Linked DNA regions of Homo sapiens: region 1 is linked to region 2. The links are chromatin loops, found by intact Hi-C in ENCODE. Cell type or tissue: prostate gland. All regions are shown on one strand. Links, peaks and the distances in the headings refer to the core of each region. The heading gives the core; the rest is flanking DNA.

Region 1 (5,384 bases), core at 193-5,192, 100 kb before region 2:
GGGGGTCTTCAGCTCTGAAATCTTAAAATACCTTACTTCTATTTTACAAAGCAGAAGAGAGGCTTATATTTGACAAACTGTGAGACTCACTAAGTTTCTGAAAATTTTTTACCACATAATCCCTTAATTTAGACTCTGAATTCTTCCAACTACTGGTTTAAAAATAATAATAACTTTTGCTTGAACTTGGCGACAGGCTTAAATTAAAACTTGTACTTAGTGGTGACTTGGTCATAAACCATTGCTTTATGCTGGAAACACTCAGCTTGCTAACTTATGTTGGGCTTTTTTTTTTTTTTTTACAGAGTCTCACTCTGTCACCCAGGCTGGAGTGCAGTGGCGTGATCTCAGCTCACTGCAACCTCCGCCTCCTGAGTTCAAGTGATTCTCCTGCCTCAGCCTCCTGAGTAGCTGGGATTACAGGTGCACACCATCACGCCTGGCTAATTTTTGTATTTTTAGTAGAGATGGGGTTTCCCCCATGTTAGCCAGGATGGTCTCAAACTCCTGAACTCAGGTGATCTGCCCACCTCGGCCTCCCAGAGTGCTGGTACTTACAATTCAATACAGTTCCATGTTTGCAGGGCTGAATCATTACTTCAGGCAACCCTTGCTGCCAGTGACCCCAGCCTCAGAAGGTCCCTGGACTTGATAATGCTCTGTCGTTCCCATGTGGCACTTCTTAATCCTTTTGAACTAGGGGCCTCAAATTTTCATTTTGCACTGGGCCCCGCAAATTATGTCGCTGGTTCTGGGTGTTTTGTATGTAAAATCACCTCTGTGCAAATTTCTCCATAAAACACAATCACGACAAAACCAAGAGAAAGAGGTAAATTGTTTCTAAGACAAAATGAGCAACGTTTTTGTTGTTTTTTCTTTCTTTTTTCCTTTCTTTAATTGCAGTCCACATGCAGAAATGCTGCTTTGCAGAGTTTGGAAAAGATAGCTTTACCTTTCTCCTCACCCCTGCTCCAGAGAAAAGAGTTCTTCCATAGGTCTGTTCCTAGCCACTTTAAAACAGCAGTTCTGACCAGGTGGCTCACACTTGTAACCCGGCCCTTTGGGAGATGGAGGCAGGAGGATCCCTTGAGACCAGGAGTGTGAGACCAGCCTGGGCAACAAAGCGAGATGCTGCCCCTACAAAAAGCAATTATTTCGCTATTTAGCAGGGCATGATGGGCCTGTAGTCCCAGCTACTCAAGAGACTGAGGTGGGAGGATCGCCTGAGTCCAGGAGGTCCAGGCTGCAGTGAGCCGTGATGAAGCCACTGCTCTCCAGCCTGGGCAATGGAGTGAGACCCTGTCTCAAAAATATTTTTTTAAATAGCCAGCAACTCCTACATCTCCCTACCCACGTACATGTGCTTATAAGAAGGAAAGGGTGAGAGAGGGAGGGTAAAGGGAGGGAGGAGTTAGGGAACTTACATCTGTCATCCCCTCAACACACATGCACACACACAATGCCACACACCAAGAGCTTTCTATCCACGGCATACTTGGGAATTTTCAGCGTGCTCATCATCTGATGGACACTTTATGGGAAGAGGGATTTCATTGCTTCTTTTATAGAGCATTAAAGATTTTTTTAATGTTGCTTCAGTGCTATGTACACTGGGCAAGAAATCTCCAGTGTTTCTGCATTTGTTTTAGCTTCCATTTAAGACTATTCCATTAAATAAAATTTCTTAAAAGCTGCACGTCAGTGTGTTTTGACTTAAAAGAACACGGCAATTCTTTTGATTTTGTTAATATTCCAAAAATAAATATTTGACTCATAAAGGTTAAGGAAAATTCATTCTTGTTTACAGTGGCTGCACATGTCCTATGCTCGTTCCAATTCTGGCAGCCAAGCAGCTGGCCCCTTCCACCGGAGCTCCCCGGCCAGCTGTGTGCCCAAGGTTGCTTGAAAACTGTTAAAAAGCATTTACAAACGTTCATATAGACAGGTGTTCTTGCATAAAGCAAAGCTGCCTTCTAAGAATCTAATAAGAAGGATCACACATTTAACTCCATAAAATAGTCAAAATTAAATGCAGGTAATGAAACAAAAGGGACGCCCAAACAACTTAAACAATAGGCTACTTCTGTGCCAAATCGCCTTTTGCCTCCGTCTCCCAAAGGGCTGGGTCCAGGACGTGGGATGCGCTATGGCCCTACCCAGGGGTACTCTCTGTTGGTCAGATTTCTATACCAGGAACATCTGTGCCTACAGAAAACACCTCCCTTAGGATTCGTAGGTGCTACCAAGTGTGCTAGGAGCTGGAGAAAGGGACTTCTCGTGTAGAAATGCCTCTCGTGCTCATTCACCTTGGTGGAGTATTTCATGGGGATTTCTCCAGCTGCGTGATTGAAATTATAGGGAGAAGCAGCTCTCACTGCCACATCAGGACACAGCCAGCACCAGCACATGCTGGATTCAAGCCAACGTGTTAGAAACACGCAAACTCAGGTCGCTCCATGTCTTGTCAGATCGTGTAACTTGGAATGCCTCTGCGGGAACCATAAGCCACCCACCCTTGAGCAGAAACCGAGAGTAAACATTTAGAAACTTTTCTAGCAAATGTTTAACTTTTTATATTTTGAAATAACTGCAAATTTACTGAAAAGTTGCAAAAGGGGTACAAAGAGCTTCCTTCCTGCTGTGTACTCTTCACCGGGGGGGTCCCTAATTGTTAGCATTTATCTCAATACCGTCACATTCGATGTGTGAGGACGGGGCTGGGTGGTTGTCGTGTACACCTGGGTGTTCCTGAACCAGCCAGTGAGCTGCTCATGTGACGCTGTGTCATCTGTTCTTATTAATACTACACTGTGCATTCCCTACGCACAAGGACATTGTTCTACATAAACTAAGCACAGCGTCAAAATCAAGACATTCACACGGCTCTATACAGCACTGTCACATCAACCCCCATTCAAGTTTCCCCGACGGCACTAATAGTGTTTTTCAAAGGTCCAGAGTGCAATTCAGGGTCACACGTTGCCTGTGGTTTCACAACTCCAATTCCCTTCCATCCGAAACAGTTTCAAAGCCTTTGTCTTTCACGATCTTCACTTTTTAAATACAGGTCTTTCGTTGGATAAAAATGCTCCTTGGTTTGGACTTGTCTCAGGTTTGTCACTTGTGCATTTTGGGCAAGAATCCCTTAGAAATGACCCTGTGCTCTTCTCAGTGTACCACATCTGGGGGCACTGTGTCAGGCTGTTCTTGTGTTGCTATAAAGAAACACCTGAGGCCAGGTGCGGTGGCTCACGCCTGTAATCCCAGCACTTTGGGAGGCCAAGGCAGGAGGATCACCTGAGGTCTGGAGTTTGAGACCAGCCTGGCCAACATGGTGAAACCCTGTCACTACTAAAAATACAAAAAATTAGCTGGGTGTGGCGGTGGGCACCTGTAATCCCAGCTACTCTGGAGGCTGAGGCAGGAGAATCATGGGAACACAGGAGGCAGAGGTTGCAGTGAGCTGAGATTGTGCCATTGCACTCCAGCCTGGGTGACAAGAGTGAAATTCCATCTCAAAAAAAAAAAAGAAAGAAAAGGAAAGAAACACCTAAGGCCAAGTGCGGTGGCTCACGCCTGTTATCCCAGGACTCAGGGAGGCCAAGGCAGGTGGGTCACCTGAGGTCAGGAGTTCGAGAGTAGCCTGGCCAACATGGTGAAACCCTGTCTCTGTTAAAAATACAAAATTAGGCGGGCATGGTGGTTGGCTTCTGTAATCCCAGCTACTCGGGAGGCTGAGGCAGGAGAATTGCTTGAACGGGCGGGGAGCCGGAGGTTTCTGTGAGCCGAAACCCTGCCAATGCACTCCAGCCTGGGCAACAAGAGTGAGACTGTCAAAAACAAACAAACAAACAAACAAAAACAAACAAACAAACAAAAACACCTGAGACTGGGTAATTTATAAATAAGAGGTTTAACTGGCTCATTGGCTCATGGTTCTACAGGCTGTACAGGAAGCATGGTGATCGCTCCACTTCTGGGGACCTCAGGAATCTTCTAATCATGGCAGAGGGAAAAGGGGAGCAGGCATCTCACATGACAGGAGGAGGAGCAAGAGAGAGTTTGAGGGGAGATGCCATCACCTTTAAATGACCACATCTCTTGAACTCAGAGCAAGAACTCACTTATCACCAAGGAGATGACCCAAGCCATTCATGGAGGGATCTGCCCCATGATCCAAACACCTCCCACCGGGCCCCACCTCCAACACGGGGACTCCATTTCAACATGAGATTTGGGCAGGGAGAAATATCGAAACTGTACCAGGCACCCGAGGTTAGTTTGTCCTATTGGTAGGTGAAATTAATTTATCACTTGGTTTAGAGGAGATCTGGTAGGTTTCTCCACTGTGAAGTCAGGTAATGAGTTTCTGATACTCATTAGTTGGTAAGGAATTAATGAGTATTTTGTGGAGAAAAGCTTTGAGACTTCAACAAGAAGGTAGGCTTTTCCCTTCTCTCTCATTTATTCATTCATATCAATGTGAACTCCTGAATTCCTATTTTGCTCAAAGGGTTACAAACTGTAGCGCACTATTATTTTGATGCTTAAGTGTTCCATTTGGTCAGTGGGAGTGACTTTGATCTGGTTCCTGGACTGGTTTAACAAAGCCCACATCACTTTTTGAGCACTTCCATATTTTCTGGCACAAAATAAATTCTCCAAGCTCATCTAGGATTTTCTCTGGCCAACCCTGGAGTCAGCCATCTCTCCAAGGAGCCTTGGTTCCTTTCAGTGGTGTGTGGCATTTAGAACCCAAGCTATGGGTACCAGGTGTGCTCACTGTTGCCAGGGTGTCATTGCTTCCATGCCCTAGCAGCATAGATAGAACCAGGAAATACATGGATATGCACATACATTGTAAATGCATATGTATACATATGCAAGTACATTTTATTTCTACCTATCTATTTTAAACACCATGAGCTGACAACAATACCTGCAATCCCACCCAACACTGTAGGACTTATTTTTACTCATTCCTCTTTCCATATATGTAACTTCCTCCTCCAGCAATGTGAAACATCAACTCTCGTCATCTCAAAGGACTTGTTTATTGTCTGGATTTCACCTGTGTAACAGTCTCTGGCCTAAGCTGGCTAAAAACTAGGCCCACAGGCACACATCCTCTTCCTGGCCAGGTGCAGAGCCAAAGCTCTGACCCATTGAAGGGAAAGGGGAAAGGGAGGGAGAAAGCAAAGGATGGAGGTGGGAGAGAAGAACAGGGAGCAGGGAGGAAGGAGGAAGGAGCTACTGCTGCGGAGCAAGTGGACACAACAGTTTCACGTCTGTGGAATCTCATGACAAAACCATGTGGCTTGTATTTTGGAAGCTTTCATTTTATGTTCTAGTGATTCATGTTACCGTATTTTACAAAATGATTG
Region 2 (5,384 bases), core at 201-5,200:
CACAAATGTGGGTGCTTGGTCTCTAGATGAGACAGATGAGCAGTTTGTAGCCTGGACAGGGAACGAGTGCTGGGTGGTGACCTTCCCTTCCAGCCTAAGCCAACACACCCTGGCTCTTGAGATGTGAACCACTTGTTAAGGGAGTTAAATGGCCTGAGCTCCGGATGGGTGGCCCTGGACAACTAGAGAGGCAACCCTGTGTTGTAAGAGACATCAAGCTGTGACAACATGAAACGAGTTCGCCACTCAAAAGCAGTATAGCAGCCTTTAGTTCCTGGGAAAATGAGACCATGTCCTCCATGCAGAATCAGCATGATAAAAGCACTTGTCTTATTAGGTGGGAAGATGACCAGATAGCCTCAAATTACTTCCCCAGTTCCAGGATTCTACCTACAAATAGAGGATGCCCCACACATTCAAGGAGCTGAAATGTTTAACATCAGAGAAATAAGCCTCAAGAGAGATGGGCAGACATGACCGCTGCAGTCAGACTCTATGAATTAAAGAAAAGCAAACCAACACACATGCAAACACGTGAGCAAGGAAGACTGTTTCCCCAATGCTCTTGCACGTTTTCTACTGTGACACTTTCGGGGGTTTTCAACCCTCTTTTCGCATTTTTGGATACCCATAGTAAGCAATAAGACAGCGAAAAGAAAAGATCAATGCTTCACGGAGCTGAGTTAAAACTAGCAAAGTAAAAAACGTCAAGACAAATTTCACCTACCAGCATGCTGTGAGGGCTAGAGAGTATTGTGGGATTGTACAAGATTTGGGAGAACCAGACAGATGACTTTTTGTTTTGATGTCTTTAAAGTATTTATCTTGAAGAGGAAAAGAAAACAAATGTCTTAGTATGTTACAATTTTTGGCTGTATTAAAGATCCAGCGAAATGAGAGAATTCAAATGTGAACCACAAAAAAATCTTTCTTCATAAAGGGAGAGGTAAAAGAGTAGAAAGTTAATCAATTTGGAATTTTTCTCTCTCTAATTCAAAACACGTTTCTCTAAAAATGTTCCTATGTCTGAAAAATACATATCACTACTTTTCTAAATTTAAAAATGCTGGTTTAAAAAGTAAAGGGGCACAGTTAAGCTATGTATTTATTAAATATATATGAATCTGACTGCTTGCTAGATCATTTATTACATATAAAGTTCCAATTTGGGAAATTCTTATAAGTTTAATTAGGTCTTTTTAATAAAAAACTAATTTTATTAAAACCTTAAAATGTAAGTAATGTTTTATTCAGACTTCCAAATTCAAGTAATTTAGCAAAAGGTTCAAACATCTGCTTCCAAAGCAAGCTTAGCAAAAGTTAGACAAGAAAATTGTTTCTCCATCCTCACTCAGATAACATGTAAATGTACAGAGCTTGCTGGAAATGAACTGGAAGGCTCCTAGGTTTCCAGTAAGTCACAAATAAGCAAACAGCCTGAGAAGAGTCAATGGAATTTGTAGATCTAAAACAGCACCTTAGGGAGAAAGCTCAGCCCCACATTTTACAAACAGGAAAAATGAATGGAGAAAGGTTAAGCACCTGCCCAGCGGCAGCTTGCAGGCCCCTGGCGGAGTCGGGCTCGGAGCCTGGAGCTCCACACCTTCTGAGGGCCGTCCTTTTCCAAGGATCTTCTCCTGGTTGACTGCTGTCCCTTCCAGAGCTCCCAATAAACTGTTTGGGGTAAATTAATCTATCTTTATTTGAAGTGAAGTCATTGACAAAAACGTAAATCATTAAGACATATTGTAATTTATGATCCCCAAACCCATCAACACTCATAGGCAGATAAACCTGGAGATTTCCACATACAGATTTCTAAAGTGCCGTATGTGTGAAGCCATTGTTGAAACAGTTCTAGTGAGATGTCGTTTTTATAATACGCAATTCACTTAAAGCGTTCAATTCAGTGACTTTTAGTATATTGACAGAGTCGTGCATCCATCACCACAATCAATTTCAGAATATTTATTACCCAAAAGAAGCCCTAAGCCCCTCAGCCATCACCTCCATTCAAACCTCCTTTCCACCTAGCCCCCAGCCCTGGGCACCCACTACCCCCATCCCCATCGACTTGCCTCTTCAGGACATTTTGTATAAATGGGAACATACAATATATGTGGCCTTTGTAACTGATCCAAGTCATTTTTTAAAGACCTAAAACAAGCATTTATTCAAATCTATATTCTTTTTTATTTTTCAGTAATCTAGCTGACTTTTCAGTGAGTTCAAACTTCATGTTTCCCAGTTTTGAAGATGTGGTTGTAATGTTGTCCTCGGGAGCGGATAAACGTTTGGCTGTACTGGAAGGTGCTCTCTGAAAAGAAATGAACTGTTCCACAGCCATTGTGTATGCTTTTGTGACCCCTGCTGGCAGGATGTAATAGTGTGCTTTCAAAATCAGTTCCTTGAAATGCTTTTCCTATCTTAAATTTTAAAATAATGAATAGAGCACGTGACTATTAATGGGTATAAAATGTAATTAAAGTTGGTTGCTATGTGTATGTATCCTGTTCTTTTCCTAGAAATTATAAAGCTGCAGGCTGTTCCTAAAGCTGTTGTTAAAACCCTGTCCAAAGTGCTACTTACTTAACACTTTCCATTTTTCACAAGGAAAATGCTTAATCTGATAGCATTTCATCTCAATCCTAACAAAACCATAAAATCTGAAAGCTGTTTTATTACTGTTTAGAAGAATAAAATGCATGAGATGAAGATTTTATTAAAACAATGTGTGAAGGCTACTAAGAGAAAAAAGAAATATAAAAATACAAAACATGTATAAATAACAATAAAGTCCCTCTGAGGCTTAGAGGCTTGTGAAAATTATTTTTAGTACAATTATTTAACATATCTATTGCTCTTTGAGTATTTCTCAATTTTAAAGTGGGTTTAAAATTGAAACTTTGATATTTACTAGTTTTTCCTAATCTTAAATTTCCTATTTTAATTTAAAATAGAGGAGACAGAAAAAGAAAATAAATTCATAAATAGTTTTCTATGCCCTTCATAATACAACAGATTAGTGCTTCCAGTTTTATAAACATTAAAATTATTTCTGCTTTGTTAATAAGATTCCATAATCCTAGAACTAGTGCTTTAAAAAATCTATGCTTAAAATTATCCGTAGAGATTTAACTGTTTTTTAAAACCATTGTCACCAGAAATGGTTTTTATCTTGCAGAAACTTTGAGAACTCTTCAAAAGCGAATGTTTGATTTAACACACATTACTGTTAATTTATTTCCTGGTTAAAAAAAGAAAAAAGAAGAAGAAATAACATTTACAGCAGATACATGAGTTTATTTTATTAGCCCTTCAGTTATTTTACAATTATTTGTATGTTCTGGGTAAGTTTACACAGAGCACCTTGTGCTATTTTATGGAGATTTTAAAACATATTCATGTACCTCCTAAGGCAAAAAAAAAAAGTGTTTAATCAGTTTATGTATACATAAATAAACTTTTTGAGTTAAAGGATTCAAATTGGGTTACCGTACTCATTTTTATGTTTTTAATAAAATGTCAAAGCAGAAATGTATAGATAAGATATGGATAACAAATCATTGCTTTCTGAAATGCAGAGTTTACATGTTTATGTGTGTATGTGGTTATAAACATAGGCAACACACAATGAGGAAAGAAACTTTTCCTTGGATCTGCACGTCAGTAAGGCTTTGGCTTTGAAGGCTGACAAAGAATAACCAGGATCAGAAAGCACATCTAGGAACTTCGAACCTGGAGATCTGATCTGCTGTTAGAAGCAAGAAGGAAGGGATGAGGTAGTCTTCATTCAGCATTGGAGAAGAGAGCAAATCGTTTTCAGGATTATCAGAACTCATGTGGTCTATGGAAAACTGAAATGAAGGAGGACCTATATGGATTATTACTCCCATATTTAGTATGTTTCAATACTCACGATTGCAGGTACCTCTGCAGAATGTACAGATTCACACATCTTAATATTTAAAAAAAATTCTGAGTAAGAGTCCCTCTTCTTTATCATTACCTGGAAGATTAATCCAAGCTTTGCTTCTTAAATAAAACAGCTTTAATTTCTCATATATTTCAAACCTATGTAGACTATTAGCTTCCCTCATTTTTTGTATTTTTTTAAACATTCACTTAATTGTAGGTGACCTTTCTCCTTCTGATATTGGATCCTACTTTTACCTCGTTGAAAAGTCAAAGAGAAACATAAAACATAGGCAAAATGTGTCATAAGCATTTCTTACTTGTTTTTTACAATTTGTAAGCAGTTAGCTCAACCCATTTTTCCTATCCAAAGAAAAGGAATACAAAATTGGAGAATCATTTACTCTCTTGGCCTGGTGAGGCTAAATGATAGTTTCTAGTTGTAAGGGGCTAATGAGAATGGAAGACCTTGTCTTAAAGGAGTTCTACCTTTTCTCAGAAAGTGGCCAATTACCGTTTACGGCCCCAGCACTCTTTGATACTAATCAGTTAATTCAGTCTCCTGGCCCTCAGATATATTGGTGTTTACTCTATTAAGCAGCACACATTTCAATACGGTGAAACACATGTTTGGCTGAAATCGGATCCTTCTGCTCATCAGCTCCCCTATGCAGAGGTTAGGAAGACAAGACAAAAGACTGTTGGCAACAAACACAGCCAAATTAAGAGCAGTTTCCAAGTGCATTTCCTTAAAGCAGTAGGGATGTTAGAAATCGGTAGGGGAGAGTTTTTGGTGAAGCAAGTTTAAAAGAGACAGACTCCGGCGGAACATCTGGCAGCATGTGCCCCCCTTCAAGCCCCCACCCTCCTGCGGCTGGCCAGCCGTGTGCTCCAGCGATAGCCCCAATATAATTTCATTGCAGCAGGAAATCTGGAGCCACATCCTGACACTGACAAGGTAATGAGGCACTGCCAGACGCAGTGAGAGTCTCTTGTATCTGCACTGGGGTTTTATGGTTGCAGCTTCCATTTATTATCAGTCTAGATTTGTTACCTGCTTCTATGTCTTGGACAGGAATCCATCACTAGGAGCATTGAAACAGGGATGCTGAAACAGATGGCAGTCTAAGCATGTCTCCACTCTGGGGGGCTGTGTTCCCAGGGGTAACTGGGGAGATTCCTAACGTGGTCGTGATTAAATCTCCCGTTTTATACAATAGACATTTTTGCATTTTGTACTGAACTGATGAAATATGTGAAGGTGATATTTCATGAAAACCCTCTAAGAATATTTAAAATTTATCTTATATGCACATGAATTTAAAAGCCTTGTATGCCATTACAATCACATATATTAAGAAACCTATTTTTTACTACAAAATGCAAAGTTCGAACCTCAAAGTTTCATTATCTTACTCTTTCCTCTCTATGGCACCAGAGGATTGGGGACTGACAATACTTCAGGCAAT

Evidence for each region. Hi-C counts contacts between places; a loop is a spot of excess contacts. Peaks named below come from ENCODE experiments on the same cell type or tissue, not always from the same donor. Only the 100,000 strongest peaks of a DNase experiment are listed, where the experiment ranks them.
Region 1: it touches region 2 in a loop (2.2-fold over the local background); 10 of 110 quality-filtered maps call a loop at or near these places.

Annotation. Positions count from the first base shown.
Region 1 is chr6:898,344-903,727 of GRCh38, reverse strand. No RefSeq gene overlaps it. Among named protein-coding and RNA genes, the nearest start is that of LINC01622, 200 kb to the left of the region's middle. In prostate gland, for the core only: no CTCF peak of the experiment used is centred there; DNase peaks (open chromatin) are centred at 1,839 and 2,774.
Region 2 is chr6:794,675-800,058 of GRCh38, reverse strand. No RefSeq gene overlaps it. Among named protein-coding and RNA genes, the nearest start is that of EXOC2, 100 kb to the right of the region's middle. In prostate gland, for the core only: a CTCF peak has its summit at 2,370 (motif pointing left); a DNase peak (open chromatin) is centred at 2,338.